Linked DNA regions of Homo sapiens: region 1 is linked to region 2. Evidence: read pairs that join two places in POLR2A ChIA-PET (ENCODE). Cell type or tissue: IMR-90. All regions are shown on one strand. Links, peaks and the distances in the headings refer to the core of each region. The heading gives the core; the rest is flanking DNA. Region 1 holds the start of LOC105379053 (a long non-coding RNA gene). Region 2 has its middle 270 kb from the start of RPS23.

Evidence for each region. Peaks named below come from ENCODE experiments on the same cell type or tissue, not always from the same donor. Only the 100,000 strongest peaks of a DNase experiment are listed, where the experiment ranks them.
Region 1: POLR2A ChIA-PET joins it to region 2 with 8 read pairs; 2 of 35 experiments call an interaction of 5 or more read pairs at or near these places.

The regions. Positions count from the first base shown.
Region 1 is chr5:83,381,205-83,398,074 of GRCh38, forward strand. LOC105379053 (a long non-coding RNA gene) reads left to right here and starts at 6,685. Exons shown (of 3, transcript XR_948511.2): 1 at 6,685-7,165; 2 at 10,103-10,178. In IMR-90, for the core only: no CTCF peak of the experiment used is centred there; a DNase peak (open chromatin) is centred at 7,617.
Region 2 is chr5:82,535,989-82,552,858 of GRCh38, forward strand. No RefSeq gene overlaps it. Among named protein-coding and RNA genes, the nearest start is that of RPS23, 270 kb to the left of the region's middle. RefSeq lists an enhancer at 7,828-8,415. In IMR-90, for the core only: no CTCF peak of the experiment used is centred there; no DNase peak of the experiment used is centred there.

The DNA of each region.
Region 1 (16,870 bases), core at 5,896-9,895, 850 kb after region 2:
CAAAGCCCAGTCCTTACCTTAAGAAATTATGCTTTAAATGGGATGGAGCCCAGAAATCAGCCTTTTTTTTTTTTTTTATGGTTTCTGAGGTGATTCTAATATGCAGTCATGGTTAAGAACCTGTGATCTAGAATAATAGTGGTAAGTGACCAATAGAATGAAAAAACTGATTTTGAAAATTTGCTTCTGGATCTATCGGGGCAATGTGCCGAAGATAGAGAAACATGGGGAAGAAGACTGTTATTTTAATCATGAGAAAATTTATAATCTTTCACCTTCACCATGCCACATGTACTGCTTTGATATATAGATTTATCTTGCATACATGCATATTTTGATTCAGCAATTATATTTCTGGGAATATTCTAAGCACAGTAACTTATTAACTATAAAAAGTGTATGTTCATGGAAATTCATCATAATATTGTTCATAATTTTAGTAATTATGGTACAATATAAATGTTTATCAAAAGAACAATAAATAAAAATGTACAACAGAACACCATAGCACACTTGGATAATTATAAATACCTGATTAATGTATTGCTATAGGTCTACACTTGTAACAGAACTACTAGTTGTCCCTTAATATCCGTCTTTTCCCTCTTTTATTGTAACATAGCCTTTGATTTGGGGATGGTCACAGGGCCAACAGGGATGATTTTCCCACCCTCTTTTGCAGGTAAGTATATCCAGGCTACTAAATTCTAGCAATGAGATGTAGGGAAAAGTTGTGTGTGCAATTTCCAGAAAGTGTTCATTATGGAGGAGGTAGGCCCTTTTCCCCCCGTTTCGTTCTTTTTGCTGGCTTGAATGTGTCACTGGAGCTGAAGAAGTCATCCTAGACAATAAGGTGATCCAGGAGTGGGAGGCCATGCTTGCCAGAGCAATAACTAACACAGAAATAGCCTAAGCCCCTGATGCCATGAAGCACCATACCAGTCCTGAAATGCTTTTCTCCAAACTTCCACATGAAAAAACAAATCAAGTTCTAGCTTTTTAAAGCCAGAATTACCTTTCCTATTCTACTACTTGTGGCAACCTCATTCTAATAAGTACAATACTCATTAACAAGAAAAACAGTTTAAAATAAATGTATTGGGAAAAGATAAGTTGCAAATGATAATTTATTTTGGGAACAACCAGATATAAGGTAAGTAAGAACACAGACTTGAATAACACTATAGACCAATTAGAACTAACAAACACTCTGCCAAACAGCAGCAAAACCTACATTCTCCTCAAGTTCACATGGAATATTCTTCAGGATAAACCACAAACTAACTAGGCCACAAAACAAGTCTTAAAAAATTATACAAAATGTATTTTCCAATCACATTGGAATGAAACTAGAAATCAATAACAGAAGGAAAATCCACAAATATGTGGAAAGTAAACAACATACTCTTAAACAATCAGTGAATCAAAGAAGTCACAAGGGAAATTAGAAAAATACTGTGAGACAAATGAAAATAAAAATACAACATACAAAAGTTTGAGATGGTCCAGGTATAGTGGCTCATGCCTGTAATCCCAGCACTTTGGGAGGCCATGGCGGGCAGATCACCAGAGGTCAGGAGTTTGAGACCCGCCTGCCCCACATGGCGAAACCCCCCCTCTCTACTAAAAATACAAAAAAATTAGCCGGGTGTCGTGGTGGGTGCCTGTAATCCCAGCTACTCAGGAGGCTGAGGCAATAGAATCACTTGAACCTGGGAAGCGGAGGTTGCAATGAGCCGAGATTGCACCACTGCACTCAGCCTGGGCGACAAGAGCGAAACTCCATCCCAAAAAAGAAAAATTTGAGATGCAGTGAAAGCAGTGCTAAGAGGAAAGTCTATAGCTATAGATAAACATTTAGTAAGAACAAAGATCTCAAATCAACAACGAAACTTTACACCTCAAGGAACTAAAAAAAGAACTACATCCAAAGCTAGCAGAAGAAAGGAAATAATTATGATTAGAGCAGAAACAGATAAAATAGATTTTTTTAAAATCATGAAAATAAGACTACATGTTTTTAAAAAGATCAACAAAAAGAGATAAAACTAAAATAACTAAAATCGGTAATGAAAGAGGGAGCATTACATGAAATAAACAGGATTATATGAGAGTATTTTTAAAAATTGTATGCCCACAAATTGGATAAACTAGAAGAAATGGATAAACTCCTAGGAATACACAACCTACCAAGAGTGAGCCATGAGAAATAGAAAATCTGGACAGGCCAATAATTAGTAAAAATAGTGAATTTGTATAAAAACTTCCCCAAAAAAGATAACTCCAGGACCAGATGACTTCACTAGAGAATTCTACCAAACATTTAAAGAATTAACACCGGCCGGGCGCGGTGGCTCACGCCTGTAATCCCAGCACTTTGGGAGGCCGAGGCGGGCGGATCACGAGGTCAGGAGATCGAGACCATCCCGGCTAACATGGTGAAACCCCGTCTCTACTAAAAATACAAAAAATTAGCTGGGCGTAGTGGCGGGCGCCTGTAGTCCCAGCTACTTGGGAGGCTGAGGCAGGAGAATGGCGTGAACCCGGGAGGCGGAGCTTGCAGTGAGCCGAGATCCCGCCACTGCACTCCAGCCTGGGCGACAGAGCGAGACTCCGTCTCAAAAAAAAAAAAAAAAAAAAAAAAAGAATTAACACCAATCCTTTTCAATATCTTCCAAAAACTGAAGAGTAGGGAACAACTTCAAGCTCATTCTATGAGGCTAACATTACCTTGATACCAAAATCAGATAAACACACTACAAGAAAAGAAAACTACAGACTAATATTCCTAATGGATATTGATGCAAAATCATCAACAAAATACTAGCAAACTGAATTCAACAGCACATTGAAAGGACTACACACCATAACCAACTGGGATTTATTCCTGGAATGCAAGAATGGTTTAATATACAAAAATCAATCAATATAATACATCATATTAACCAAATGAAGGACCAAAAACACACAGCCATCTCAACTGATGCAGAAAAAAGCATTTGATAAGATTTAACACCCTTTCGTAATATATTAAAAAATAAACACTCAACAAACTAGGAATAGAATGAAACTACCTCAGCATATCAAGACCATACATGAAAGGCCCACAGAAAATATCATACTCAACAGTGAAAGACTGAAGCCTTTTCTTTTAAGATCAGGAACAAGACAGGAATGCCTGCCTGATATAAATATTACTATTCAATATAGTATTTGATGTCAGTCAGAAAAATTAGGCAAGAAAAATAAATTGGAAGAAGTAAAATTATCTTTCACAGATGACATGTATATGTAGGAAACTCTAAAAATTACACACACACACACGCAAATAAACCTGTTAGAACTAATAAAATAATTCATCAGATTTTGCAGAATACAAAATCAACATATAAAAGTCATTTGCACTTCTACAAACTAACCATGAACAATATGAAAAGAAAATTAAGAAAACAACTTACAGTAGCATCAAAAAGAATAAAATATTAGGAACAAAGTTAACAGATGGGTTGAAAGACTTGTACAATGAAAACTACAAAACATTACTGAAAGAAATTTTGAAAGATACAGATAAATGGAAGGATATTCCATGTTCATAGATGGGAAGGCATAACATTATTAAGATATCAATATTACCAAAGTGACCTACACAGTCAATGCAATCCTTGTCCAAATCCCAATAGCAATTTTTTCACTAAAATTTTTTAAAAAGTTATACTAAAATTCACATGGAATTTCAAGGGACCCTGAATGGTCAAAACAATTTTGAAAAAGAAGAACAAAGTTGGAGGACTCTTATTTCCTGATTTTAAAACCTATTATAAAACTACAGTAATCAAAACAATGTGGTGCTCGCATACAGACAGGCATCTGTACCAGTGGAATACAATAGACAGCCCAGAAATAAACCATCACAAATATTGTGACATAATCTTTGACAAGGTTATGGGGAAAGAACAATATCTTCAACAAATTATATTAAGAAAACTGTATATACACATGAAAAAGAATGAAGTTGGATCCTTATTTTATGTCATATACAAAAATTTACTCAAAATTGATTAAAAACATAAATGTAAGACTCAAAACTATAAAACTCCTTGAAGAAAATATAGGGGAAAATCTTCATAATATTGGATTAACCATGATTTCTTGGATGTGACAACAAAAGCACAGGCCACAAAAGCAAAAATGGACAAATGGGACTAAATCAAACTAAAAAACTTCTGTGCATCAAAGGACACACTCAATACAACGAAAAGGCAATCTACAGAATGGGAGAAAATATTTGCAGATTATTCATCTGATAAGCAATTAATATCTAGAATATATATTTTAAAAGACCTACAATTCAACAACAAAAAATCAAACAATCTGACTTTATGGGTAAAGTGAGTAAAGGACTTGAATAGGCATTTCTATGAAGAAGATGTAAAAATGGCTAACAAGCATATGAAAAGATGTTCACTATTATCAATCATCACAGAAATGCAAATTAAAACTATGAGCTATCACCTCACATCCATTAGTATGCCTAATATTTTAAAAAGTAGAAAATAACAAGTGCCAGTGAGGATGGAGAAAAATTGGAACATTTATGCACTGTTGGTGGGGGTGCAAAATGGTGAAACCACTATGGAAAACAGCACCGTAGCTCTTCAAAGAGTTAAAAATAGAATTACCATATGATCCAATAATTCCATTTATGAGTATGTATTCAAAAGAATTGAAAGAATTGGTTCTTGAAGAGATAGCTACACACCTGTGTTCATAGAAGCACTACTTGCAGTAGCCAACAGGTGGAAGCAACCCAAATATCCATCGACAGGTGAATTGATCAACAAAATATGGTACATATACACACTATAGAACAGTATTCATCCTTAAAAAGGAAGGGAATCCTATCACATGCTACAATGTGGGTGAACCTCGAGGGCATTATGCTAAATGAAATAAGCCAATTCACAAAAAGACAAATACTGAATGATTTCACTTACACGAGGTATCTAGAGTAGTCAAATTTATATAAACAAAAAATAGAAAGTTGGCTAAAATGGGGGGAGAGAAAAAAGAGAGTTGTTTAATCGGTATAAAGTTTCAGTTCTACAAGAGAAAAAAATTCTGGAAATCTATTTCACAACACTGTGAATAAACAACATTGCTGAACTGTACACTTAAGATTAAGATGGTAGATTGTATGTTATGTGTTTTTAGCACAATAAAATATGTATTTTGATAAACAACAACTCAAAGTCTGTGACTTTGAATGCCCATGGGGGGAGGGGGGAGGGATAGCATTTGGAGATATACCTAATGTTAAATGACGAGTTACTGGGTGCAGCACACCAACATGGCACATGTATACATATGTAACTAACCTGCACGTTGTGCACATGTACCCTAAAACTTAAAGTATGATTTAAAAAAGTATTATAAATAGGAAAACAAAACAAGTATAGAAGAGTATACAAAAAAATGGTCATAATAACTAGCAACACTACAATTGAAACTTCTTAACTTTCTAAATTCTCTGAGATTTGTACAGTAGGCATAAAATATTTTTATAATTATAAAAAATGAAGCTGTTTCCACTTTTAAAAATACAAAACAAAACTTCTATTGGGACTTACAATGAGTGAATGACTTATATATGGGAAACCTGTATTTGCCAAAGAAGCAATTACATTCTCCTGAGAAATTCAAGACTCACCACCCTCTAGGGGACCTTTGTGTGGTGTTTGATTCCTCTGGGACAGTCGGGTCTTCTGTCTAGTCCAGGGACGAAGAAGCAAAAGCTAGGTAGCCCTCTAGCACACAAAGTGAAAAAGCTAGCTGTCTTCAAAGAACAATTTTGTTTCACAAATTTATTTAACTTCAAAAACCTGCAAAGCAGAGGTGGACATGGCAGGAGGAGGAGCCGGTTAGGATGGGGTGGGGGGATTAATTGCTTTAGACAGAATTTCCCAGCCCAAGTGTACACTGACATTTTAGCTTTGTGTTGCAATTCTTTTATCTTGACCCAGACTGGGTACCCTGAGTCACAGTGACAAACAAGTGGGTCATTACATCATTATTGTTTTATGACTATTTGTGCATGTCCTTTTGGTTCTTGAAGCTATAGTCTGTCACGACACTGTCTTGTGCTGAAAGGGGATCATTAACAATTTTTCCCTTATTTAAATGATTGGCCAGATGAAGCATCCATAAATGTGGCAAAAAGACAAGTTAAACTAGATAATAATCTCTAATATTATTAAAACCAAATGTTTAGAAAAGGAATTTCACTTTAAACATCAAAATGCCTCTGTTCCTCGGTGAAACTTTTTGATTCTACCAGATACTAAAGTCTATCAATAAGCTAATGTACATCACTATCAGCAAGTTCCTGAGTGATACTTGTCTTGGACTTCTTTTGTGGTATTTAACCATTCTAACAAGAATGGCACCATATACCAACACGGAGTGCTTTTCAACACCGCCCCCACCCCCCAAATTAGATGGTATGGTAAGAATCTTGGCAATCCAGCATTACTAAACAACAAAACACAGAAAAATTAATAAGGGCATTGTAAAATAAAAGTAAGTTACTTATATTTCCATCAAAATACTTAACAAGTCTTATCTTCAATCTAAGGTTAGAATTACAGCACTAGCCTATTTCCATTCCTGTTATGAGGTTTGAACATACTTACTTTAGCACATCATTCCCCATCTTTTCTCATTTTGGGGTCTTCTCTGTTTTTAAGAAAGAAATCTAAAATGTCACATTTCTAGCTCCCTTTTTCCTTCCCATAACTCATTTTCTCAGTTTGGAATACATTGTCAGTTTTTTGCAGGAGTGAATATAGTTGCCGAAGATAAAAGTTGTTTTGACAATTTAGTAATGGTTTTTGCACTATAAGTGATATTATTTTCTTTCTTTTCTTTTCTTTTTTTTTTTTTTTAGATGGAGTCTTGCTCTGTCACCAGGCAATCATTAATGATATTGGTTGTAATTTTAGAGTTATAAAAAAAATAAGAAAATGGGGAGAAAGAAAAGGGGGAAACAGGAAGAAGATAAAGGAGAGAACAGAAAAAGAAGGAAAGAAGAAAGGCAGGAAAGCAGGAAGGAAGCAGCAAGGGAGGAAGAGAAGGAGGAAGACAGACAATCACAAAGCAGACTTTTCAGGTAACTGTTTCTTCCAGTATTAGCAATAGTCCAGACAAGTTAATTGAATTTCTTCCCCAAACCCAATTTGAACAAATTCTCAGATCTTCAGAATAAAAATAAAACACATATAAAAATGATCCACAGTTGTTTTATTCAATCTGAGTGTTTTTGCTGAATCCTAGAGACAGAGAATGTTGCTACAGTTTTTTAAAACATAATTTTTAAAAAATATCAAGTGAAGAAAAAATAAACATATTTTCTTAGTGCCTCCAGGATAATTTGGGTAGCAAGCCACATGAAATTTTTGAGTGAAACAGTGCTGACATAGAAAACATTCTCAGTATCTGGGTCTTTAAAAATTGTGCTAAGCTTGCAAGTCCACAGCAGCTCAAGAGTAAGAACTTTCTCAGGATGTTTGTTGGTTTTTCCTTAGTTTATATGTAGCCAGCTGGTTTCTGACCTCTTTGTGTAAATATCCAGCTTTTCACATAATCAGATTCCATATTACCTTGTTATGACATCATTCTGGGCAGGCTTTGATCCCTCACTAACATTTTCAAACTATGCACACAAACTTAAATAACAATAAGAAGACTGCTACTTACCCAATAAATACTACTGCTGATGTTGTATGTATATTGTGTGTGGATATGGATATAGACATGGATATAAATATTTGTTGTTTGTATATATTTGCATAATAACACATATACCTACAGAGGGGTTAGCAATATACTGAAAAGTATATCCTATTTGATTCTAAATTATTGAATATTTGAAAATATTTTGCATATTTCTTGTGAAATATACATTTATTTTAAGTTCCCTTTTACTGCAATTGTTATTGTTTAATATTTTTGTTCAACTGATATTTTTTAAAACAGGTGAATTGACGTCTAGGACTTAGAGACCCTGTTATATATTTTTCCACCTGGATAGATAAAAATAAAGGTTAAGCTATATTCTTTGGCAATCCAGGGGCCAAGATATAAAAGACACAATGATCTTCTAAATAACTAAGAAAATGGCTTATTTAGTGTCTGATTAAGATAAATGACACAAGGCAGCTGTAAAAAGAATTCCCACTAGCCATTGACCCACAAAACTGTGGAGTCATTTTTCATTTTTAGAAAAGTATCAAAATCAACTTAAATTCACAACAAACCTTTGGAGTTATAATGAAATGTCCTAAATTCTGCTTCAAATGGTATTGACTAATGTTATTTTTGAAGTTAAAATACACTAACACATTCTGATTTCTATAGAACTTTGACGGCTGTTAAGCAGGAGTCATGTTTCTACAGGATTATTGTATCCCCAACACTAGAGCAGTGCATAGTACATAATAGTGGTCAATAAATATTGTTGAATAAATGAATGAATTAAATAGTAATAATATATTAGCTTGTGGAGATTTGAATACTAAAAGTAATGTCACCCATACCAAAAAGTCATAGAGCTAATAGATATATAATATAATAATAATAAATGTTTATTTCCTGCTTTTCATGTGCCAGGCATTATGGTAAGTGCTTTATATGCATTCTCTTATACCAATGATCCTATTACCCCTATAAAAGGTAATGGTTAGGCTATCTCATGTGAGAAACTCTGGCTAAGAGAATAGTACTAATGTGCTCAAGGTCACACAGCTAATAAATGATGAAGCTGAAGTTAAAAGTTAAGTCATCCTGGCTCCAGAAAATACATTTTTTTAAAAACCAACTATGCTCTCTGTCTCGACACACTGTGGTTTCATGGTAACTTTATTATGGTCTTTAAGTTCAGTCATGAACTATAGCTATAAAGAAAAGAAAAACTATATTTTACTACTTCCAGAGAATGGCTTTCATGAAGCATTAAATTTTCTACTAACAGGTTAAATGTTTTTATTAATATAGTGTGTAGAAATTGCTCAATAATATTATGCTTTTTCTACATAGTACATAGGAATTTATCCTGTAAATACATTTTCACAAATGAGAAGTAGGTATAAGGATTTAACTACTGCATTTTTTTCATAATAACAAAAAACTAGAAATAATCTCAATTCAACTCAGTAGAGGCCTGGTTAAGCAAATTATGAATGTGTACTGGATTGCTACCCAGTTATTAAAAAGATTGATGGATGAAATTCCAAGATTGAAAAGAAAACAGCAAATTTCACATGAGTATGCATTAATCCATTTACCTATCTTATTGTGCGCTATAAAAAATGTGTACTTTTTACCCACTTTGTAATCTTCTGTAATATTTAGATGTTTTCCATAAGTGTATAATATTTTTTCAATTAAAACAACACTTTTTATAAAAAGCATTTTATCTGCATAAGGAAAAATGAAATAGCACGCAGTTCTGTGACATGTTTCAAGCTTCATGATTAGATTACATCTAAGGACAGTAAATGTATACCCACAGAAGCCCAGAGCAACCATAAGATTTATTTAAACATTCAAAAATTTGTTTAAAATTACCAAAATTAATATAAACTTTCCGGATGGAAAGTTTGCTCTTTTTGTGTTAAACAAACAAGAAAATAAAGATAATATTTTAAATTACCATTACAAAAAAAATACTAACTAATCAATTTGTTTTTGGATAAGGTGCTTGGATTTTGAAGCAATAAAATTCAGAAAATTTTGCTGATACTAGGGATGATGAGGAAGTAATGTAAAATGGATGAGACTACAGACATTGGAATCAAGTAGATCTAGTTCATCCAAGTGCTTGACCACTTCTCAGATGTAACCTTAGTTGAGTATTTAACTTTTGTAGGCCTTATTTTCCTCATTTGTAAAATGTGGGTATGAATCATACCCTGTGTGGAGCTTTAAATGATGTTGGTATACATGATGTTATAGGTCAGCAGGAAAGGTGGGGTGGGAGGGGAGAGGTTTACATGCTAGGTTCAACATTTTTTTTTTTTTTCCTATCTTGGTGTCACAATATTTTAAGCATCTGGATTCACAGCAATAAGGAATTACCAATGGCAATGCTAAGGAAAGATGGCTGGCTAGATTACTGCCAACAGGTACAACGTTTTCACATTTTTAACATTTTTTAAATACTATTTCTAATATAAATTTTATATTTTACTAACTGTATCTTTTTATTTACCAGCCCAATTGCTTCTTTATTTAACATACTCAATGGACCTCCAATCAGGTTGTTTTATTGAAGGAGGGAAATATTCATCAAACAACATTTTCAGGGAAGAAAGATATGGCTGATGCTTTTTTTTCCCTTTTAAATCATTAATACTGTTAATTACTGTCCAGTAAAAGAAGAGAGGCAAACATTTCACAGGAAGCAATGAGATCAACTCTCTGCATCCAATACTCAAACTTCATTCACAGTTGCAGCGTTCCCATCGCATAGTGAAACATTCGTAGTTCAGCCGTGGAGTTGTCAACTGACTTCGGAGAAAAGTCTACTAAATAGGCCAGCTCTTTGAGCCACTCTTTGTTATTAGAAGCACAATTAATTCACTAATCCTATTCAGAATTTTACCGTTTGTCATCATGTTATTTATTTATTTATTTATTTCTTCACAAGGAAAAACATGTTTCCAATCTGGACCCAAACACATGATCATCTCTTTACTTGGGATAAGCTAGTATTGAGTCTACATAAGTAAAGCCAAGTTTTGAAGTGACTTCCTATATTCACTCCAACCCCAAAATAGAAAATTACCGTGTTCTCCAAAATGTACCATTTCACTTACACGGAGTTCATCCTAAAATATTGGGAGATACATGAGAAGTGATATGGTCTCAGTGTGTGAGGCAAAGGGTGCTGAGACACTCAGGCCTTGATGGGCAGTTTCCTCTTAGGATAAAGTCCAAATACTTTCCCATGACTTGTGTAATTATTCGTGAGTGGCCCCTGCTGTTTTCCACTTCATTCCTTCTTCTCATTTCATTTCTCAGTTTCTCTACATGGACTCATTTCCTCATGTGCTAGGAGGCCTTTGAAAGTACAATTTCTATGGCCTGGAACCATTTCCACTTTAACTATTCTATGTGACTTCTCTCTCACTCCTACTTTTTACTCTTTCTTCATCTTTCAGCCAAGTTGTCACTTTCTTTGGGAAGACTGCATGGGCCCTGACTGGGTGAGGTAGCTCTTCAATATGCTTCTTGTATTAGAGTTCTCCAAAGAAAGAGAACCAAAAGAAATTTTCTTGAGAAAATTCATGAGAAATGAATTGAGAAATTTCATGAGATTAGGAGGGCTGAGAAGTCCCACAATCTGCTGCCTACAAGCTGAAGACCCAGGAAAGCCAGCAGTATAACCATTCAGAGTCCGAAGGCCTGAGCCCACGGGAGCCCATGATGTAAATCCCAGGATGAGAGCAGGGAAGGATAAGTTCAGATGTCCCAGCTCATGCAATGAGGCGGGAAAAAGGGAATGGATTTCTCCTTCCCTCGCCTTTTGTTCTATTCAGAACCTTAACAGATTTGATGATCCCCATGCACACTAGGGAGGGCAACCTACTTTACGGAGCCCACTGGTTCAGAGGCTCATTTCGTCTTTAACATAATTAAAATGCTGTTTAATCTAGGCACCTTCTGGCCAATCAGGTTGACACATAGAATTAATCATCACACTTACATGTTTACGAATATTTTTGCTCTCCCAATGCAGTTATCACAATATATTAGAAGGTCTGTGAGGGAGGAGACCTCGTCCTTCTTGTTTACTGATGAATTCCCAGTGCTTATCACAGTGTGCCTGGCATAAAGGAGGAGTTTAATACATAAGTGAATGAATACTGTATTTTTTAATACTGAGCATCTAAAAAGCTTCTTTACTCCAGAGCTTCAGAAGAAAACATGAGATAAGTTGACATTGAAAAGTAGGATTTTTGTGTAACCAATCGATTCACTAATGATTCACACAACGGCATGTATGAATCTTAATTGCATTTTGTTAAATGAAAGAGCCAGACACAAAAGACTACACAGAGAATGATTCCATTCATATGTCATTGTGGAAAATGTAAAACTAAAGGAACAGAAAATAGGTCAATGGTCTCCAGGGGTTCTGAACGGAGGGATGGGGAAATTCACTGCAAAGTGGCAGCACAGGGGCATCTTAGGATGGAATTGTTCTGTATGGTACCTGTGGTGTTGGCTCCGTGACTCAATGTATTCATCAAAACTCAGAGCTGTACAGTGTCAACCTGTATGCAAATGCAAAACATATTAACTAGGATGTGGGAAAACCCAGGATATGAAATCTGACATTAACTATACTACAAATGAATTGTATCAGATAACTTCATTGAAGGGTATAGGGAAGAAAGAGCTGACCTAAGTAATTTTAACAAAATGTTTTGACTGATACTGTAAGGTTAAATATAAAGGAAACTCTGTGTCAAAACTTGATGTTAGTTGGTAAATTTATTTCTCATGGGGTACAGTTTAGAAGTCCTTAGTGTATATAAATACATTGTGATGCCGAGAGCCACTTTTCTCACTGTTAGAGAAGGAATCTACAAATAAAAGAGCAAAGGCTAGAATGAAATCTGTTATACTGATTAGAGTCAGAGACATCAGAATAAACTCTTGTTTATTTAAATAGACTATATAGATATAAAGCATATAAATTAAAATATATGTTTGCATCCATATAGGCAAAGAGATACAGAAATATATACATTTATACAGGTGTTTATATACACACAGATATGCATATAAATATATATTTTTTCTGTGTGTGTGTGTATATATGTATATATATATACAGAAATAAATGTATTTCCTAGATATTTTTTCTGAGAGGGCCTAGAAATAGCGAAACATAAATAGAAACAAGCACTTCAAGCTCATTGATTTCTAAATACCATTCTCTAGTAAAATCAATTAGGATTCCTTGAAGAAATTGCTGATTCTACGACTGTGGGAGGAAAGATACATGATGAGCCTGGAGCATCTTGTAGCATCAGAACATAAGGAAATAGTCATGCTTAACAACAAGGATATGCTCTGAGAAATGCACCATTAGGCAATGTTGTCATTGTGTAAACATCGTAGGATGTACCTATATAAACCTAGATGGTATAGCCTACCACATACCTAAGCTATGTGGTATGGCCTATTGCTGCTAGGCTATATACCTGTACAGCATGTGGCCATACTAAATACTGTAGGCAATTGTAATAGAGTATTAAGTATTTGTGCATCTAAACATATCTAAACATAGAAAAGATACAGTGATAATACAGTATAAATGATTTATGTATTTATTTATTTTTTTGAGATGGAGTCTCACTCTGTCACCCAGGCTGGAGTGCAGTGACACAATCTCGGCTCACAGCAACCTCCACCTCCCAGGTTCTAGCGATTCTCCTGCCTCAGCCTCCCAAATAGCTGGGACTACAGGCGTGAGCCCAACAAGCCAGGCTAATTTTTGTATTTTTAGTAAAGACGGGGTTTCATCATGTTGGCCAGGCTGGTCTCAAACTCCTGGCCTCAAGTGATCTGCCCACCTCGGCCTCCCAAAGTGCTGGGATTACAAGCGTGAGCCACTGCACCCGGCATAAATAATTTTTTTTTTAATGGTATACCTATATAGGGCATTTACCTAGGAACTTGCAGGACCAAGAGTTGCTGTGAGTGAGTCAATGAATGAATATGAAGGCCTAAGACATTACTCTGTGCAACTGTAGAATTACTTTATAAACACTGTATACTTAGGCTACCTTTAATTTATTCAACGTATTTTTTCTTTAATAATAAATTCACCTTAGCTTACTGAAACTTTATAAACTATAAAATTTTCTTTTTTTTTAACTCTCTGACTCTTTTGTAATAACACAGCTTAAAAAACAAACATGTTGTATATCTGTACAAAAATATTTTCTTTATATATGTCCTTATTCGATAAGCTTTTTTCTACTTAGGTTTTTATTGTTTTTTTTTAACCTTTTTTAACATTTTTGACATAAACTAAGACACAGACAATAGCCTAAGCCTACACAGGGTCAAGATCATCTTCTACCTCCACATCTTTGCCCACTGGAAGGTCTTCAGGGGCAATAACATACATGGAGCTGTCATCTTCCATGATAACCATGCCTTCTGGAATACCTCCTGAAGGACCCATCTGAGGATCTTTTACAGTTAACTTTTTTGTGTGTGAGTTGAAGGAATAAATTCTAAAATAAGATTAAAAGTACAGTATAAATAGTAAATACATAAACCACTAACATAGTTGTTTGTTATTATTATATACCTTATATAATTGTATGTGCTATAGTATATGTTGGTTTGTTTACACCAGTATCACTGCAAACATGTGAGTAATGCATTGCCCTACAACGTCATGATGGCTACAACATCACCAGGTGATAGGAATTTTCAGCTCCATTATAATCTTATGGGGTCACTGTCGCATATGTGGTCTATTGCTGACTGAAACATCATTATGCAGCACATTACTGTAATAATAAGTGTTTTATACCAGTATGCTGGCATGTCAAAAGTATATAAGAGACAACCTGAAAGAGCTACCAATAGCTAAGCTATAAGAAATTTGAGGCTGGGTATGGTGGCTCACACCTGTAATCCCAGCACTTTGGGAGGCCGAGGCAGGTGGAGCACCTGAGGTCGGGAGTTTGGGACCAGCCTGACCAACATGGAGAAACCCTGTCTCTACTAAAAATACAAAATTAGCCAAGGGTCATGGCACATGCCTATAATCCCAGCTACTCGGGAGGTTGAGGAGGGAGAATTGCTTGAACCCGGGAGGCGGAGGTTGCGGTGAGCCAAGATCACGCCATTGCACTCCAGCGTGGGCAACAAGAGCAAAACTGCATCTCAAAAAAAAAAAAAAAAAAAGAATTTGAGCAACTAAATAAATAACTTTATTGGATTATAAACCACAGAATAGATAATATCCATGAGTCCAGACACGTAGAAATAAATGATTAAATAAACAAATAAACAGACGAGTGAGATTAGACAAATATTCATTTTGGAATAATTCCAGTTAATAAATATAGAAGGAATTAAGGAAATAGAAAATCATCATTAGAACCCACAGTAATATTTGCTGCAGGCAAGATCTAGGGACAAATGTAAAAATTCGTGAGTGAAATGTTAAGGTAAAACAGGATGTTTGGCCTCAAAGTATTTCCCTCAAAATATGTATTAATTATCGTGGTAGTTTAAAAATATGTCCACAAATCAAGGATGTGGAGTTTAATTTCTCTCCTTTTATATGTGAGCTGAACTTAGTGACTTGCTTCTAATGAATAGAATAGGGAAAAGGAAAAAAAGTAATTTTACATTCAAGAAACTTGTCAGACACCAGGTTAACCAACAGATCTTGGTTAACACCACCAGGAATGAAACATATCAAAACCATGTGCTTTTTGATATGATGTACTGAGAAGGGCACATCACTTCTCCATAGAATTTTCTTCCCCCAAACCCATAACCTCAGTCTAATCATGAAAATACCAGACAAACCCAAATAGAGGGACATTTTGCAAAATACTTGACCACATAGTGTTACTGTGATGAAAGATAAGGAAAGACCAAGAAATTGTCACAGACTGGAATACACTGAAGAGACATAACAAGTAAACCTCATGTGTTATCATGAACTGGATACCAGAACAGAAAAAGACGTTAGTGGGAAAACTGGGGAAACTTGAAGAGAGTTTAGTACCAATGTTAATTTCTTAGTTTTGATAAATGTACCATAGTTATGCAAGATGTTAAGGATAAAGGGAGCTGGGTGAAGGGTATATGGAAGCTCTCTGTACAATTTTTGCAACTGTTCTATAAATCTAAAATTATTTAAAGGAAAAAGTAAAAAAGAAAAAAGGAAGGATATTGGGAAGTTAATTGAATTCTTGAGTTCACAGGAGTATCAGACTCAAGGGCCACACAGCCATAAGTAATGTCCCAAATGATACAGTGAAACTGACCTGCCTGGTACAGTCCTCCCTCAGTATCTGTGGGGGTTTGGGAGATTGGTTCCAAGACCTCCCTCTTTAAAATCCACAGATGCTTCAGACCCTGATATAAAATGGCATAATATTTACATTTAAGCTATGCACATCCTTCCATATACTTTAAATTATCTCTAGATTACTTATGATATCTAATTCAATGTAAATGCTATGGAAATAGTTGTACTATATTGTTTAGAGAATGTTAACAAGAAAAAAGTCTGTACATGTTCAATACAGATGCAACTTTTCCCCCCAAATATTTTCTGAGAGTAGTTAAATCATGAATGTGGAACTCACAGACACAGAGGGCCTACCTACCGTATGTCACTACTACTGCTGCTTGAACTGTCAACATGACTGGCACAGGACATGAGATTCTTTTACAGGGATTGTGGCCACCACTGCCTTGGAAATGGGATCTTATTGCAATTGTCACTGACTCTAGAAATATTTATCTGAGACTTTACTTCCTTGTGTCAATGGCCCTCTATTGAAAACAGGGGGTGTGTCCTATGATTAGTAGAGGCCAGGTAATGTGCCTATGCTTAGTTTTAAGAGAAGCTGGGAAGAGAAGCATCAGGCATTTTTCCAGTTTCTCTAATGGGAGAAGGTGCCAAATATATGACGGGAGTTCAGATACTTGGCAGCCAAGAAGAATGAAAAAAAATCTAATGTATTTTGTGAATCTGATGTTGGTACAATTAGAACTTTCAAGCCATGTAAAAGAAATCTTTGAATAATTTGATTCAGTATAT
Region 2 (16,870 bases), core at 5,387-9,386:
TTTTAAAAGATATTTGGCAGCCGGGCGCAGTGGCTCACGCCTGTAATCCCAGCACTTTGGGAGTCCCAGGAGAGCAGATCACGAGGTCAGGAGATCGCGACCATCCTGGCTAACACGGCGAAACCCCGTCTCTACTAAAAAAATACAAAAAAAGTTAGTTGGGCGTGGTGGTGGTCGCCTGTAGTCCCAGCTACTCGGGAGGCTGAGGCAGGAGAATGGCGTGAAACCAGGAGGTGGAGCTTGCGGTGAGTGGAGACAGAGCCACTGCACTCCAGCCTGGGCGACTGAGCGAGACTCTGTCTCAAAAAAAAAAAAAAAAAAAAAAAAAAAAAGCTATTTGGCAAAGTTTTGCTGAAGGAGTGTGCTAATTTTAAGTTACTGTAACTCACTTTGGAGATTTCCACTGTAGCCAGTAGAATCTTTTTAAGTACTTTCCCTTTCACCCAGAGTAGGTGCAAGTGGCTGTCCTGAGCAAACAAAAAGAGACATTTCTATAGATTTCTGGGTAGGACTTGAATGAAAGAAACCTGGTTCACTTGTCCAAGGGCATTTCTGCCATAACGTTGGCAGAGGAAACAGGATGTCTATGAATTATGTCCTCTAGACCTCATCACTGAAGGGTGTACCTGTGAGCCTGCCTCATACACCAAATTGGGATCCAAGCCCTGACCAGAAGTGATTGCCATTTCTCTATTGAAGAAACTGGAGACACCAATATAGTCAGTGAGCTTTGACTGGGTGACAAATCAGTAGCATGGTTGCCATGTGGCCTCTAGGTCACATTTATCTAGTAATGCCAGTGAGCAAGTTTGTGTGTAAGAATTGCATATTCAGGAAAACTCTCCAAATTTAATGATGTATTGGGAGACCCCAGATTTGGTTTTGGATTGCTTCTAAACTTGAATGAATAGCGGGGGGACCACAACAACTCACTGGGTTTTTTTTCCTTTGCAAAGTAAGGCGATGGAGATTGGGCTGGTGGAGAGCGGGTGGGTGTTGGGTGTGAACTAGTCTAAGATGTATTGCTGGGCTAGCATTTTATGAGTCTGTGATGGGCAGCTCTCTTTGCGTAGAATACAAATGAAATGTGTTCTGAAACATGTTCTTTAATTAGTGGCCCTTGCAGGAGTGTTTCTCTGTTGATAACTACAGTTCTGTATTTTGGACTTCAGTAAACAAAAAGAACCATGTGCTCTTTAATAATCCTTGTGCTATTTGATTTCTGATGAGCAATGTGGCTCCAGAGCTGGAGTCTGTGAGCTCTTCAGGGCAAATGTGTAAATTAACTAGCTGAGGCCAAGTTGCAGAAGAGAGAGAATAGTGACTGAATACTGACCATGGACCAGGCATTCTATCAATTGCTCTACCTGCTTTGTTTCATTAATGCTCACAATAACCCTAGGAGTTTGAGATTATTTTGATCTTATTTAATAAATAGTTGTAGTGAGGCTTAGAGAATCATTTGTCCAAGCTCACAGAGCTAGAAAGTGGCAGGGACAAGATTTGAATGCAGGTTGCTTATTGCTGAGAAGGCTCTTTTAAACATAGTGTGATGGTCTGTTGACTTTTTATGTTTATTCCATTAAACTCATTTCTGCAATGCTTTGGGAAAATTGAAAATATCTTTAAAAGCTACATGTGATAAATGTTTTAAAATTGCCATCTAAAAACAAGCATGTAACTTAACCAACCATTAAAAAATTTATATAAACTTACTGCACAATAAAATGTTGTTCCAATTTTAAATTAAACAGATTAAAATAAATATCCAGTGTAATTCCCAGAACTGTCAGCTACTCACTATCTGTTCAGTCAATTAAACATCATCAGCTATTTGTGTACTCAAGAGTTTTATTGAATTAACCACCAGGCTTTTGGTGTTTTGATTGTTACTACAGATGCCACTGCTTTGCTTCGCTTTGAGAACTGCTGTCAGAAAGACGCAAGCACACACAGCTGAACTGGTGGTCTCTTCAGAGAAAATACTTGTAAATGGAAGACTGGCTTATTACTAATTACTTTTAATAAAGACTGCAGAGAGCGAAACTTGCCTCTAACATTCTCACACGTAATCTTTCTCTGCATGCATACGTAAAACCTCAAACGAAAGCCAATGTCAACAACAATATTCCCAGATAGCTTATTTCTTTCACAAAATGTCCCGAAGCCTCGAATAGCTCAGTTTTTCACAACTGAGTTGACACATTTTTTAAGAATGGGTGAAAAGCACTGAAGGGGGCAGATCCAGAAAGGTGCGTATGAGGCTAGAAGGAAGAGTGACGACTTCTTATGTTTGTATTTGCTTTTCCTTCCAAATAGGTTTTGTTCATGGGGACCTATTTGGGCAACCATGATGTTTTCTTATTTTTCATGGTATGGCAAAATATTAAAATTTTCTTACTGCTGAGCAGGAAGAGTTGTCCTAAAACACATTATGGACATTTTTGGTTTTAGTCTACCCTAGTTTAATGTCCTCCTATTACATAGCACAAAAGCCAGCCCCCACCCTCTCCATGGGGTTCAGGATATCACTTCCGTCTGTTCAGTTTCTGATCAGGCATGTGAGAGATAAGGCAGAGAAAGCATTCTCAACATGAACCACACTTCCTTATGAATCCACAATAGCTTAGGAAGACAAGCTTCATGTTCTTAAGCTTTATAGATATGTTTCCCAATCCTCCTCTGTCTTTCCCATTGTTTCTGCTGAAATAAGGCCTCTCCTGTCTTGCCCTGGCTGCTCCTGCACTGATTTTCTCACTGCATTGGCTGGTGAGCATGTTAACTATCGTGAGAATAAGCTGCTCCCTGTCCTGGCACTGCTTTTTGAAGAAAACATTTCCTTCCCTTGTGCAAGCCAAGGAGTTACTTCCGTGGGGAGAAAGCTGCAGTGCTGATTGGAAACATGCGTTATTGCTGGTTTAAATTTGGCTTATTTGCAACAGACAGAGATTGGGAGAGATAGGAGAATGGGCCTCTCCTGGTCCTGCGGTGGTTCCCACATCTGCTTCATATTAGGTGCACTGTGGAGAAAAGACTTTGAAATTAACTTTAGTTGTGGAATAATAAGGTAGGCTTCTTAGTGTGGGGGATTGTGGATGATTACCCTCCAAAATGAAGGGTTGACGTTTCATCCTCTGGGTACTTTTTCCAGGGTGGTTTGGCACTAAATAGAAACTGGAGAGGTGTCCTGCAACCTCTCTATCCCCAGTGGATGAAGGTGCTATTTTACTTCCTCTTCCTCAGAAGACTAGAGTCTGGCTTTGAGGGCATAGCGTGCACAGCCATCTGGAGTCATCACCTCCACTTCCCTAGTCCTCTGGGACCTACAGCAACCAGGGGTATTCTTGATGACATGTGCAGATTTGTGTCTACTGGGGATAAGGCAGACCTGCTGCTGGTCTTACCTGTTCTAGAGTTTTCAGGTGGCGCTCTAGAAATAGTCACTGTGGCACAGGTCTGCAAAAAGAAAAGGATATATTTTAAAAGTTTTTTGACTATCTTTCTCATCATTTCAGATCTCAACCTCTTTTGAGATAATCTGAAGAACACACCCAGACACTCATGAGTAAGTTATTTTCTGTATATTCTCATTTCTCATTTAATTGTTTTTATTTTTCTCTCCTTATATTGAATGTAAGAGCTGTCACAGCAAAGCTCTTGTTACTGTCTCGTGTTCCCTGGGCCTAAGCAATGTTTGGATATTGTAAGTACTTCAAGATTGAAGGTTGACTGAGTGAACCAAAGAATAAATGAAGGGAAGTCTCTACCAATAAAGGGTACTTCTGGAAGCTGCATTAGACCCTTGGATTCTTGATGGAGAGGACATTGGCACTGGGACAAAAGCTCTGGAGTTGCAATAGATCAGTCTGACCCCTCTGAGGTCAACTTAACCAATATCCTGGGATTAGGCAGGAGAAAGCCTAGACAGAAGAAATTAGAAGGTCGATGACCTTCCAGACTACTTTCAATAACCATGATTTGGGGAGCTTTTACGTTCACTAGGATCAGCCTCATCAGAGAGCTTTCAAAATAGAAACAACAATCATCCATTGTGTGTGGTGTAAGTTTGCAGGCAGAGGCCTCAGTTAGTTCTCTTCTTTAATGACCATCTAATTCTGCAGTTCTCTGATTTCCCCTCATTAAAGTACCCCTAGATAGTTGATTTGAGAGTTGTTTTAACTAGTCTTTTTTGATTTTAAGATTCTGATCAGAAAATCACTCAGATTACCCCAGGAAATGAAACTTTATGGTAAAGACAGGTTTTACATTTTATCATAAGGATTTTCACATTGTTATTTTATATTTGCCCTGCTAGAGAGTTAGGAAGGTAACCTCTTCATGCCTCATGAGAAGAGAAGTTGTAATTGAAATCATATATGTTGGTCCTTGTGGAAGTGGAAGAAGGAGACAAGTCATTCCACATAAGAGAACCCATGACAGGTCTAGCCTCAGCCCCCCGAAGACAGGGATGTCTCCAGGCTGTACTTGCATTTCTGAAGCAGTTATGGAGGGAAATCTCACCACAGGTGGCTGTGACTAATCACAACCCTTGTGACTAATAACTCATTTTTAAAAAATATTATCCCGAGGAGAAAACAAAGGGGCCTTTTGGAAATAATCTGAATAATGTCTGCCTCAAAGAATTCCAAACCTTCTATGTGCTAACTTATAAAAAGTCTAATTAATGTGGTACTTGCGATAATCAAGCCTCCTTAATCTTTGAACAAAATTATTTGAAATTTCTTGAGCTTGCATATAATCCACCATGGCCTCTCCAACTTCTCTGCTAGTAATGACTATAGATCTCCAAATCCTATGAGTAATTGACTTATTCTTTTGTCTAATTCAAAATTTCCAGGCATTCAGAGAACCTTATTGGCCTTCCTCATTGAATTGCAAAAGAACATGGCCTGGATTCCTACTTATGAGCCAAGTGGCCATGTTGGATTCAGTCATGTTGACTTCCATGAGGCTGGCCCTGGAGATGCCTAAACAGAAATTTTTCCTCAGAAGGAGCTATGCACATGGCAGTGATTCAGAAGCTTGTTGTGTTCAGTACAGGGTAGAATCAGAAACGTGGCTTGTTTAATTCTGTTCATTCTTCCGTATCAACTTATTAAAGAATAACGTGGAAGAATTTAGCTTCTATGGAAGCTGAAAGCAACTTTGGATAGTATTTAGATGAACCTCCACATTTTAAAGATCAGGAATCTGATAAACAAATGCCCTGGCCAAGAGCACAAAGGCAATTAGAGGCAGAACCAAAATAATTCAGGTAGACTCACTCGAAGAGTGATGACATGGCTCTGGCAAACTATCTCTGAAACAGTTGCTCCCCACATCTACCCCCTCCCCATTTTCTTCGGTAAAGAGCAGAGTTTAATTTCCAAATAAGTTCATTAAAATCATAATTAGAAAACCAAGTTAGAAGGCAATAAATAATCCAGTATTCTGGAAGGTTTTAAAATGTTTGCCTCATTTATTTTGTGAAGTGAAAATAACTTTATCCAAATTGTGGTAATATTTTTTAACGTTGTTTAGACCCTTTGACTTCTCACTATAAAATTGAATAATATACCCCTGACTACTTAAATGGAGGAAGAAAAGATGAATATTAGTGGTAAACCCCAAAATTTCATTTATTTTAGAGAGATACATGAGTTGATAAAAAAGAAATAATTTGTAGAACAAAGAAGCACAATTCATTGCCTTCAAGTACATAAAACAAATAGAGCCAGGCCAACAAATTTATCTAATGGTGTTTTTAAGGAGACTCATTATAAGTATTTAATTAATATACTATTTAATATGTTATTTTTTTGTGGTCATCAATTGTGCTTTTGGAGTATATATAAAATCATCCAGAAATGGGGATACGGTAAAATTAACTTCATTCCAGACCTTATTCTAATGAATAGCAATTTTTAGTATGCTCAGACTTAAAAGTTTATATAGTTTTGAATATTTTGGTTTTAAAATCGTGTATTTCTCCGACAGGTCTCAACATGCTTTAATATCATTAGATGAGTGTCATTATTATCTATGGACTACATTTTGCTGATGGGAATCTGAATCTCAGGACAAAGGAGGAAGGGGAGAGTGCTGTTCTCCAAACACTAATTCTTAGGCTAATAACTGACTTAGGAGATCATACCCTGCTCTTTCCATTTACTTTTCATTTAGTTCTTCAGGTGTTTGGAATAGAAAAGTGGGAAATAAAATATGGTAAGGGCAATTTATTATTAGACTGTAGATATTTTAAAGGAAAACAGCCCTTTATACTCTTTGACCCTATGACATATGTTAAAAAGCAGGAAGAACAGCAATGCCCTGTAAGTTGATATTTAGGACCTATAGGATTCATGCCCACTCTAGTTCAGGAACAACTTAATATCTACTGGTAAACATCTGGAAAACAACAAGGCCAACCCTATCACTTTTTTCCTAGTTGTGGATTGCTGACTTTTCATCCTTAATCTTTCAGGAAAATTTAACTTTGGTGAATTTACTTTGACAGGTTAGCTCGATGTAACTGCATTAAAAAAAAATCACAATTTTTTTTATGCACAACTGCATTAAAAAATCACAATTTTAACTGCATTAAAATTTAATCACAAGAAATGGAAGAGGAGAGAACTCCCTAATGGCTGTTGCTGTTACAAAGGTAGTCATAGCAGTTTTTAAAATAGTTTTCTTCTTTTTTTTTTTTTTTTTTTTTTGGCCATTTCAGACAGTCCAAAAAAGAAAGAGGGCCTGCTGAGTATTTTGCCAGGGAGCTAGAGAATGAGACAAAGAATGCCAGTGATACATGCATTAGTTTCTCTTGGGAAACCCAGGCTGTTTTAAAAAGCCATGAGCTCAAGGAATCTTGGTGAAACCACTAAAGAAAAAGCTTATCAATGTTAAAGGACATTGTAAAACTCTTTGGAGATATTTATTTTACCGTATTAGAAAATACTTTATTAGATTGAGTCTATTTTATGTGTAGGGTCAACAGAACCAGTCTCATCCTTCCTTCCCTTGTCCTCTTTAGACAGCCCTCAGGACTGACTCCAACTCGAGTCATTACAGAATATAGTTACAGGAATCTCAAAAGGAACAAAAGCACTAATATTGAACCATACTCCCTAATACAGTTTGCATATTTGTCCTCACCTAAATGTCATGTTGAATTGTAATCCCCAGTATTACGGGTGGAACCTGATGGGAGGTGATTGGATCATAGGGGTGGATTTCTCATGAATGCTTTAGCTTCCTTCCCTTGGTGCTGTCCTCACAACAGTGAATTCTCACAAGATCTGGTCATTTAAAAGTGTGTGAACCTCCCCCTGAACTCTCTTTCTTGCTCCTGTTTTTACCATATGAAGTGCCTGCTCCTGCTTCACCTTCCACCATGAGTAAAAGCTTCCTGAGGCCTTTCCAGAAGCAGATGCTAGTGGTATGCTTCCTGTAAAGCCTTCAGAACTGTGAGCCAATTTAATCTTTTTTCTGTATACATTACCCAGTCACAGGTATTTATTTATAACAATGCAAGAATGACCTAATACTGAAAATTGGTACAAGGAATAGGGTATTGCTATAAACATATCTAAAAATGTGGAAGAAACTTTGGAAGTAGGTAACAGGCAGAGGTTGGAAATTCTTGGAAGGCTCAGGAGAAGACAAGAAAATGAGAGAAAGCTTTGATTTTCTTAGAGACTGGTTAAATGGTTGTAACCAAAATGCTGATAGTGATATTGATAGTAATGTCCAGGCTGCTGAGGTCTCAGATGGAAATGAGGAACTCATTGGGAACTGGAGCAAATGTCATGCATGTTATACCTTAGCAAAGGACTTGGCTGCATTGTGCCCCTGCCCTAGGGATCTGTGGAAGTTTGAACTTCAGAGTGATGATTTAGGGTATCTGGCAGAAAAACATTTCTAAGCAGCAAAGTGTTCAAAATGTGGACTGGCTGCTTCTAACAGCTCATCCTCAGATGGAGGAGCAAATAAATAACTTGAAGTTGGAGTAATATTCAAACAGGAATTAAAATGTAAAGTTTGGAAATTTTGCAGCCTAGCCACGTGGCAAAAGAAGAAAAAGCTTTTTTGGGATAGGAATTCAAGTAGGCCATGGAAAAACCACTTGCTAGATATTTGCATAACTAAAAGGGAGCCAAATACTAATATCCAAGACAATGGGAAAGGCCTCAAAGACATTTCAGAGATCTTCAAGGCAGCCTTTTCCATCAAAGGCCTAGAGGTCTAGGACAGAAAAATGGTTTAGTGGGCCAGGCCCAGGGCCTTGCTGCCCTGCTCAGCCTCAAGACACTGTTCCTCATATCCTGGCCACTCTGGCTCCATTCTCAGCTCAAAGGGGCCCAGGTACAGCTCAAGCTGCAGCACCAGAGAGTGTAAGCCATAAGCCTTGGCAGCTTCCATGTGGTGTTAAGCCTGCAGTGCACAGAGTGCAAGAGTTGAGGCTTGGCCGCCACTGCCTAGATTGTAGAGCATGTATGGAAAAGCCTGGGTGTCCAGGAAGAAGGCTGTTGCAGAGACAGAGCCCTCACAGAAAACCTCTACTAGGGCAATGCCAAGGGGAAAATGCGGGGTTGGAACCTCCACACACAGTCTCCACTGGGGCACTGCCTAGTGGAGCTGTGAGAAAGTGGCTACCACCCTCCAGATCTGAGAATGGTAAATCCATCGGCAGCCTGCACCCTGTGCCTGGAAAAGTCATAGGAAGTCAACAACCTGTCAGAGCAGCCTTGGGGCTGAACCCTGCAAAACCTCAGGGATGAAGCTGCCCAAGACTTTGGGATTCCACCCCTTGTAGCAATGTACCCTGATGTGGGACATGGAGTCAAAGGAGATTATTTTGGAGATTTAAGACTTAATGACTGCTTTGCTGAGTTTTGAGCTTGTGTGGGTCCTGTAGCCTTTTTCTTTTGGCCAATTTCTCCCTTTTGGAATGGGAATGTTTACCCAATACTGCTACCTCTATCATATCTTGGAAGTGAATAACTTGTTTTGATTTTACAGTTTCATAGGTGGAAGGAATTCATCTCTAGATGAGACTTTGAATTTTGTACTTGGGACTTTTGAGTTAATGCTGGAATGAGTTAAGACTTTGAGGGGACATTGAGAAGTGATTGTATTTCAAAATGTGAAAAGGACATGAGAGGCTGCGCATTGTGGCTCACAACTGTAATCCCAGCACTTTGGGAAGCCAAGGTGGGCAGATCATGAGGTCAGGAGATCGAGACCATCCTGGCTAACACGGTGAAACCCCATCTCTCCTAAAAAAATACAAAAAATTAGCTGGGCATGGTGGCACATGCCTGTAGTCCCAGCTACTCAGGAGGCTGAGGCAAGAGAATCACTTGAACCTGGGAGGTGGAGGTTGCAGTGAGCTGAGATTACATTACTGCACTCCAGCCTGGGTGACAGAGTGAGACTCCATCAAAAAAAAAAAAAAAAAGAAAGGACTTGAGATTTGGGAGGGACCATGGGCAGAATATGGGTCCTGGTGGGAGGTGATTGGATAATGGAGGTAGATTTCTCATGAATGGTTTAGCACCATCCTCTTGGTGCTGTCCTTGTGTGGTGAGTGAGTTCTCACAAGATCTGATCATTTAAAAGTGTGTGCCACCTGCCCCTACATTCTCTCTCTTGCCCATTTTCACCCTGTGAAGTGCCTGCACCTGCTTTGCCTTCCACCATGAGTAAAAGCTTCCTGAGGCCTTTCCAGAAGCAGATGCCAGTGCTATGCTTCCTGTACAGCCTGCAGAACCATGAACCAATTAAACCTCTTTTCTTTGTAAATTACCCAGTCTCAGGTATTTCTTTATAGCAATGTAAGAATGGCCTAATACACTCCCTGATATATCACAGCCTCCACCCCACAGTGAACAAATGCTCTTAATGAAGCGTATAGGGTCTTTTTTAAAACTGTCTTTGAGACAATGGATAGAACAACAGGTGACACTCTAATAGCAGCTCTGGTGGCCACATAATTATTGCTTTCTTCACTTTGTGGCTCTATTGAGCTACCCAAAAATAAGTGAAAAAATCACAGGCAGATGACTTTGTTCTATAGGAAATGCTCATTATGATTCTGCCGTAGTTAATAAGGCATTTACAAATAATCCACCTTCCTCTATTTATTTCCTTGTTCATATATTAAAAAATATTATTTAGTGCCAGCTTGTGTGAGACATTATGTTAAGTGGTATGTAGTAATTGTGAGTTGAGCAACAAGGAACTCCTTCCTTCTCTTTCTTCAGTTCTTTACTTACATATATTGTAACACTAAGTCCTATCCTGGTCACCCTGTTCATAATTACAACCTCACACACACACTTATTATCACTCTTCCCTGCTTTTACTATCTTTAATCCTTACTCACATCTAATATGTGATATATTTGATTTATTGACTACTTGTCTCTCCCACTATAATGTAAATTTCATGAAGCTAGGGATTTTTATTTTTTTGTGTTCACAGACCCAGCATTTAAAAAAAATGCCTGGAAATAGGCTGTCAATAAATATTTCTAACCAATCAATTAATGAATAAAGCAACTGCAGACAAAAACATAATAATGAAGTGGCACTAAAGTCCCCTCTTGTTTTTTATTTGGATCCATTAATCGGTACAAATTGCATCTGTTTTTTTCAGATTTCTAGACATTTTATCATCTCTTCTCCAAAAATGTCAGGTATGATAGTGCCTGAAGACTTGGTGAAAATACAGTTAATTATATCTATTTTCCTCTGATCTACACATCAAACATGCATGGCAATAAAGATCATATTTTCCTGGAAAAACTTGATAAATTGATAACCGTATGCTTCCAAGAGGGCTCCAAAAATCATCTGCTAAAATTTATTACTAGGGTTGATACTGCTTATTTTGCTGGGTTCCTGTGAAAACTATGTGGGATAAAGTTTACAAAAACCTGTTAAATCTGGCATTGGAGATCAAGGAGATGCAGAAGAAGTAGTAAAGGAGACTGAACATGAACTTCCAGAGAGGCAGAGAAAACCAGGCTACAAAAGTGTTCAAGGGCAAGTGATAAACTTTGCTGGTCTAGTTTATAGCTCAACTAATGAACTAATAGTAAGGAGGAGGTTATTGATGACTTTCATAAAGGAAGCTTCAATAGATTGGTTAGGCAAAACTTTACTGAAATAAATTTAAGATAAAATGAGAGTAAATACATATAGGGGACAATTGGTATAGACAATACTTTCATAAACTTTTGCTATAAAGGAAAGAAGAGACATGGAGTGTAAGGTCATAAAGAGTTTTCTGTATTTTTTATGGTTCCCCAAATAATAGCCTGTTGGTATGAGAATGATTCAGTAGAAAAGAAAAAAAAATATTGATATGATTTATAGAAAAAATGATGCCTGGAGGAATGTTCTTGGTGGATGAGAGGAATGGGGTCTAGTGGACAGGTAGCAATGCTGACCATAGCTAGAACAGAAAAGAAGCCTCAACATTTTCACCCGTGACCTGGAGGAAGACATTAATAAATACTGCAAATTCGGTAAAAATAGCTGATATACTAGATAGTAACATTGAAATTTAAAATATCTGTCATGTATAAATATAAAATAGGGCCAGATAATCTGAAATATATGGGCTTATAAAAAGGTAAATGAAAATACAGATAATCAAAAGCATGTAACTTGGGAGGGAAATAATTAAGGTTAAATTGTTATAAGATTTGTGTATAGTTTTTCAAGGTGGATAAAAATTTTTATTAACTTCACAATGTTAAATTAATTATGAAAGCTAAAACTTTTAAGTGCAATCACTAAAACAAAAAAATAAAGTATGTATAATAGTCTATTACAGGAAAAATAATGGAATTCCAAATATAAAATAGCTTTATCTACTAGAATAGTAGATAAGGAAGAGTAACCAGATGTTCAAGGGTCTGAAAACAATGGTTAAAGGCATAAAATATATAGTTTTGGTAAGAAAAGTCATTTTCTTTGCAGGACTTAATGCTCAAATTATTTCTTCAATTTGATAGTCTTTAAATATTTTAAGATCTATCATAAGTAGGGGAAGGGATTAAATGTACTCCTTATTTAATGTTAGAAAGTTGAACAGGCTATGGATATGAGTTATGGGGAGGTAGTTTGGGGGTTTATTGTAAGAAAAATATTTATAAAAATGGAATGGCTACAGGTGAGATACTGAGCTCTCCTTCAGAGGTCATAGGATCATCTATCTGTCAGGAAATTTTGATATGGGTTACTGTAGCAAAAGTTGGACTAAATGAACTGAATAAACCCTGTGCCAACTCAAAGATTTTAAAATAATAGTAATGATTTAAAAAAATGTTCTAATCACCTTATAGACATTACTTTATTCAACCTTTGCATCAACATCATCAGATAAGTATTATTCCTGTTTTTGAAGATGTTAAATTTAGAGGTTTAAGTGCCTTGTTGAGGATGTGCAGCTTGTGTGGGGATAGAAATCCAGGAATGCCTCATTCTAAAGTGGGAGACTTTTCATTATGCCTCACGGAATCCCAGAATGAGAGTCATCGACTCATTTCTAATCTTGCCAAATTCCCGCAAAGAAGTCCTTTCTGTCTCATAATAGTGGTGTAAAATATCATAAGCCAAAATCAGCAAAGGTAGATATATATATATATACATACACACATACACACATATATATGATATATACATGTATTATATGTACATATATTTCATGCATACACACACACAATTTCAGTAAAGACTTTGCTCCTTCTTCTTTTCCAAAAACCTAGAACCTAAAAGAAGCCTTCTTCATGCATAAAAGTAAATTTCTCCAAATGAATTTTGGCAGTAATTTTTTAAGAACTAATTGTTTCCAGTATACAAAGTGAATCTTTATTAATTTTTATGTAATTTCTCTTCTTTTGTATTTGGTCCATAGATAATTGTTCTTTTTTTCTTTTTTTGCATTTGATTCTTTTATAAAGTCTGATGGTGTTGGATATTCTTATACAAATTCTGATAATAAACCTTAATATTGATTTGTCTAATAGGAGAGGCACAGCTTGAACATACTACTACTGAATGAAAATAAGCGTAACTCGGAAGATTTCTTTTAGTAAATCAGTTGGTGTATAGTGACATTTCAGAGGGAAGTGGATAGAAGATGCATGGATAAAAATTATTTTATGCAAAATAAAAATTGAACATATCTCTACTCTGAATTTGCACTAACTTAAAACTCTAAAGACTACTAAATGCTAAAAGGATTCATTGTGGTCCTGAACTTGGTGGACAGAAATGTGACATTCTGATATTCTGACTTGTGATGCACTACTTCCAGTGTATTTTCTACAAACTTAGCTTGATGGAACTTTCCTGGGAGCAAATTTTCTAGTGAGATTTCCAAGCCAAATTTGATGGCATTTGGTTGAATTGGATGAGCTTCAAAGTAAACACGCCAAATCTGAATCTTTGTTTGAATTGGCTGAAACCCATTGGGTTCATGTCACTGGTGAAAAATGGCTTTGTTTGGGTGAATAGATTTTGCTGAGGCTTCCAGTAGCTATCTCGTGGCTAAGGAAAGGCATGGAAAAATTTGGCCTCAAAAACAAAAAACAAACAACAACAACAACAACAAAAAACAAAAAAACCTGAGAATGTGGAGCAGTGTTATTGGGATCTCATCATCCCTAAAGTTCTTGCTGACATTTAGGATGAGTGTAGACTCTGCCCTTCAGTTTTGTAGGGGTTGAATTCCAACTTTGCTAGTTGACTTCTAAGTATGTCATTTTTACTTTTTAATAACCAATACCTAACAATTACTCTTATTGTGATTGAATTTTAGATCTCTCTTTACCCTGAAAACACAAAACTTATTGTGGGACCATAGGGATGGTGGTGGGGATGCTCTTTCCCCTTCCTTCTTGCAAACTGAAATTTGGAGGTCAAATAGGAAGAAAGAGGAGTCCCTTGCTGAGTCACAGTCCACTTTGGCTTACTCAGTCATAAAATAGGTTTCCCAATTTGGGGTGTGTGTCTGTGTGTGTGTGTGTGTGTGTGTGTGTGTGTGCGCGTAATTGTTTTGGGGATCTCTTCTGAAGAAATATTCACAGAACTTCAAACATGTGGCTCATTAAGACCTATCTTAGAGGACTTGTTCTCATCTACCAGCACTCCTTTCTTAGAGAGGTGTACCGTTCTTGCTTTTATGTAGTAAGGCACAGAAAGCTATGCTAAATAGGAAAAGCTAATGTTAAAATATACCTCCCTCACTTTATGCAGGTAAGCAGAGGAAGCTACTGTTAGGTTAGAAAGTTTTGAGACTTCATCTGTCAACGGTCAACTTGCCTCCAAGATGGAGAAAGTCTACATGTACAAGAAAGTCAAGCAAAGAGAATTGGAGTTGAGAGGTGGAGGGAGAAGCTCTCTGCATATAGTTTTGCCTAAATACAGCTCTATCTCTTGATATTTCAATTACATGAGCTGGTAAACTCACTTCTTTTGCTTAAACTTAGTTTGAGTTGCAGTTTGTCACTTACAACCAAAACCATATAACCTCCACGAGGTTATAAAATAGGTAAGACAGACCCTGTGATACCTATTTCATTTGAATGACTGTGATGGCAAGATATTATATTTATCCACAGTGTTAAAACTGGCATCACCAAACCATCACTTAGGATTTCCAAATGACCTTACCTTTGCATTGTTCACAGAAGGTGGTGACTGACTCATGAGTATGACCTGAAGTTCTATAAAACACCATATACTCAGCACTTCAATATAAATGCATGGATATCATAATGCAATGAGGGGCTACTAAGGTGCCTGACAGCCTTTGGTCATTTTGCAGTTGTTTTGATTGAGGAGATTTCTTTCCTCTTCCTTGACATACTGTTTCATGGCTCCTAGGTACTGTCAGATGCTATATTTCTTGTATTAGTGAATTTTTTTCCTGAATGCACTATGGTTTTCTGTAACACTATCCACCTATCCTCTTCTCCCACTCCCTTGTTAAAATGGTTTTTAGGGAAAGATACTCTTTAAATTTTCAGTAGCATTGGAATATTACAAACATGGAATGCTAAGTTAAATCTGACATTCTTCCTCTTAGCTCACTTTTTTATTACAAGCACATAAGTTAAGAATCCACTGTGAGCTTTAATTGAATTTCTTGAGATGTTTTTATGATAAACCTAACCTACAATTAGAATTTTAAAAATATGATTCACATAGTTATCTTTACTAGATATGTGTTTATGCTGATGTTCACTTTCACCAATTCTTCTGCCAATATGGCAGGTTTTCATTTGAGTACCATAAAAATGCATTTGTTTTAGTGGACAGAATAATGGAATTACTGTATTTTAATGATGTTGTTTTCTTTGTTCAGCATCCAGGCCATTGCTCCAATTTTCCAGTCTGGTCATGGCTAAAATGTTTTAGGCAGTATTTAGGATGGCTTGACTCCACCATGCTAAAACATGCTGCTAATATTATAAACCCTTGTAACTTTGGAGATTTTTCTCAATGTATAAATACAGAAGTGTGGGATGGATTTTGCTTTTGGTGGTTTCAGAGGGGTGGCCATGCAAGAAATTGTTTTCAAAACAATCACCCCCACCATCTGTGCTGCAGAATACAGATTCAAGGGGCTGATAGAGACCCTTGGGCCTCCCAGCAGAAAGGAGCTCATGAAACCTCTGAGATCACCTACCCTTTGTGAGAAAATCACTGGGCCGGGGGTGGGGTGGGGGTGGGGTGGGGGAATGGCTTTACAGAACTGACTTTACCCGATGGGAGGACATGTTCAGGTTTTCAGGATAATGCTTATTTTTGTGGGTTTTGTTTACACAACGTGATTTACTGCTGCCTTACTGGCTAAGTATTATCTTCTCTTCTCTTTTTAGTGAAAGTTTCATACCTATGCTATTAGGAGGTTCTGTAAGAGGTCCAACTTTTTAAGACAATAAGGTATCAGTGAGTAAAGAGCATGGAAATGTTGAATTTACAAAGATAGACTGTTTTCCTTAGGAGAAAATATCCTCCTAATTTCAAACCCTCTCCAGAGGGCTAAGGAAAGCTTTAAATATCCATTCAAAATTCTTCACAGCCAGACATCCCTTTTAAAGGAATTAGGTTACATCAGTTGATGTAATTAACTCAGATTGTTTGGGTGATCCAAATCCCAAAGGCAGCAATACATCTGTGCAGCACACACATTTCCTCTTCTGTGCAAAGGCGCCAGTGGTTTCGATTCTGGGTGTGTATTTGAGGGGGTTGACGAAATGGGGGCAACAGCAGGAGCTGGTGAAAGGTAATATAGAGAACAATCGTGTACCAAAAATGTTTTTTTTTTGATGCTATCTGATTTCCTTTTAAATCTTTGTTTGAAAAAGGAATACCAGTTTGGAATCTCTCAATAATCAAATATATTAAAATAAACCATCTTTTGTTTCATTAGCCCAGTTATTCATTACTGCTCTTTGGGCATCTGGCCAGCAGCGTAGAGCTGGAGGGAGAGGTATCTTTTAGTCAGTCAGTGAACTGGAAGATGTGCCATTTTTTCACCTCTGACTTGCAGGAAGAGGGCTCAAGAATCTGTGTTTGCGAAACGAATCCAGTTGCTTTATATTGTATGTGAATATCATCTCACATCGAATCTTGACGCTACAAAGGTATATTTATGCTTCAATACTTCCATCTCCAGGTGATGTTGCACCTGACCCATTTCATATAGTTTTCTGTCTAATTCTTTTAAGAATTTGAAACTCAGAGCGTCAGAGTATGCTGTCTTTGAAAATCTTTCTGATAGACTCTCTTTCAATTATTACAAAGCTTCATCTCCATAACACTCTATTTCTTGACCAGATTCTACATAG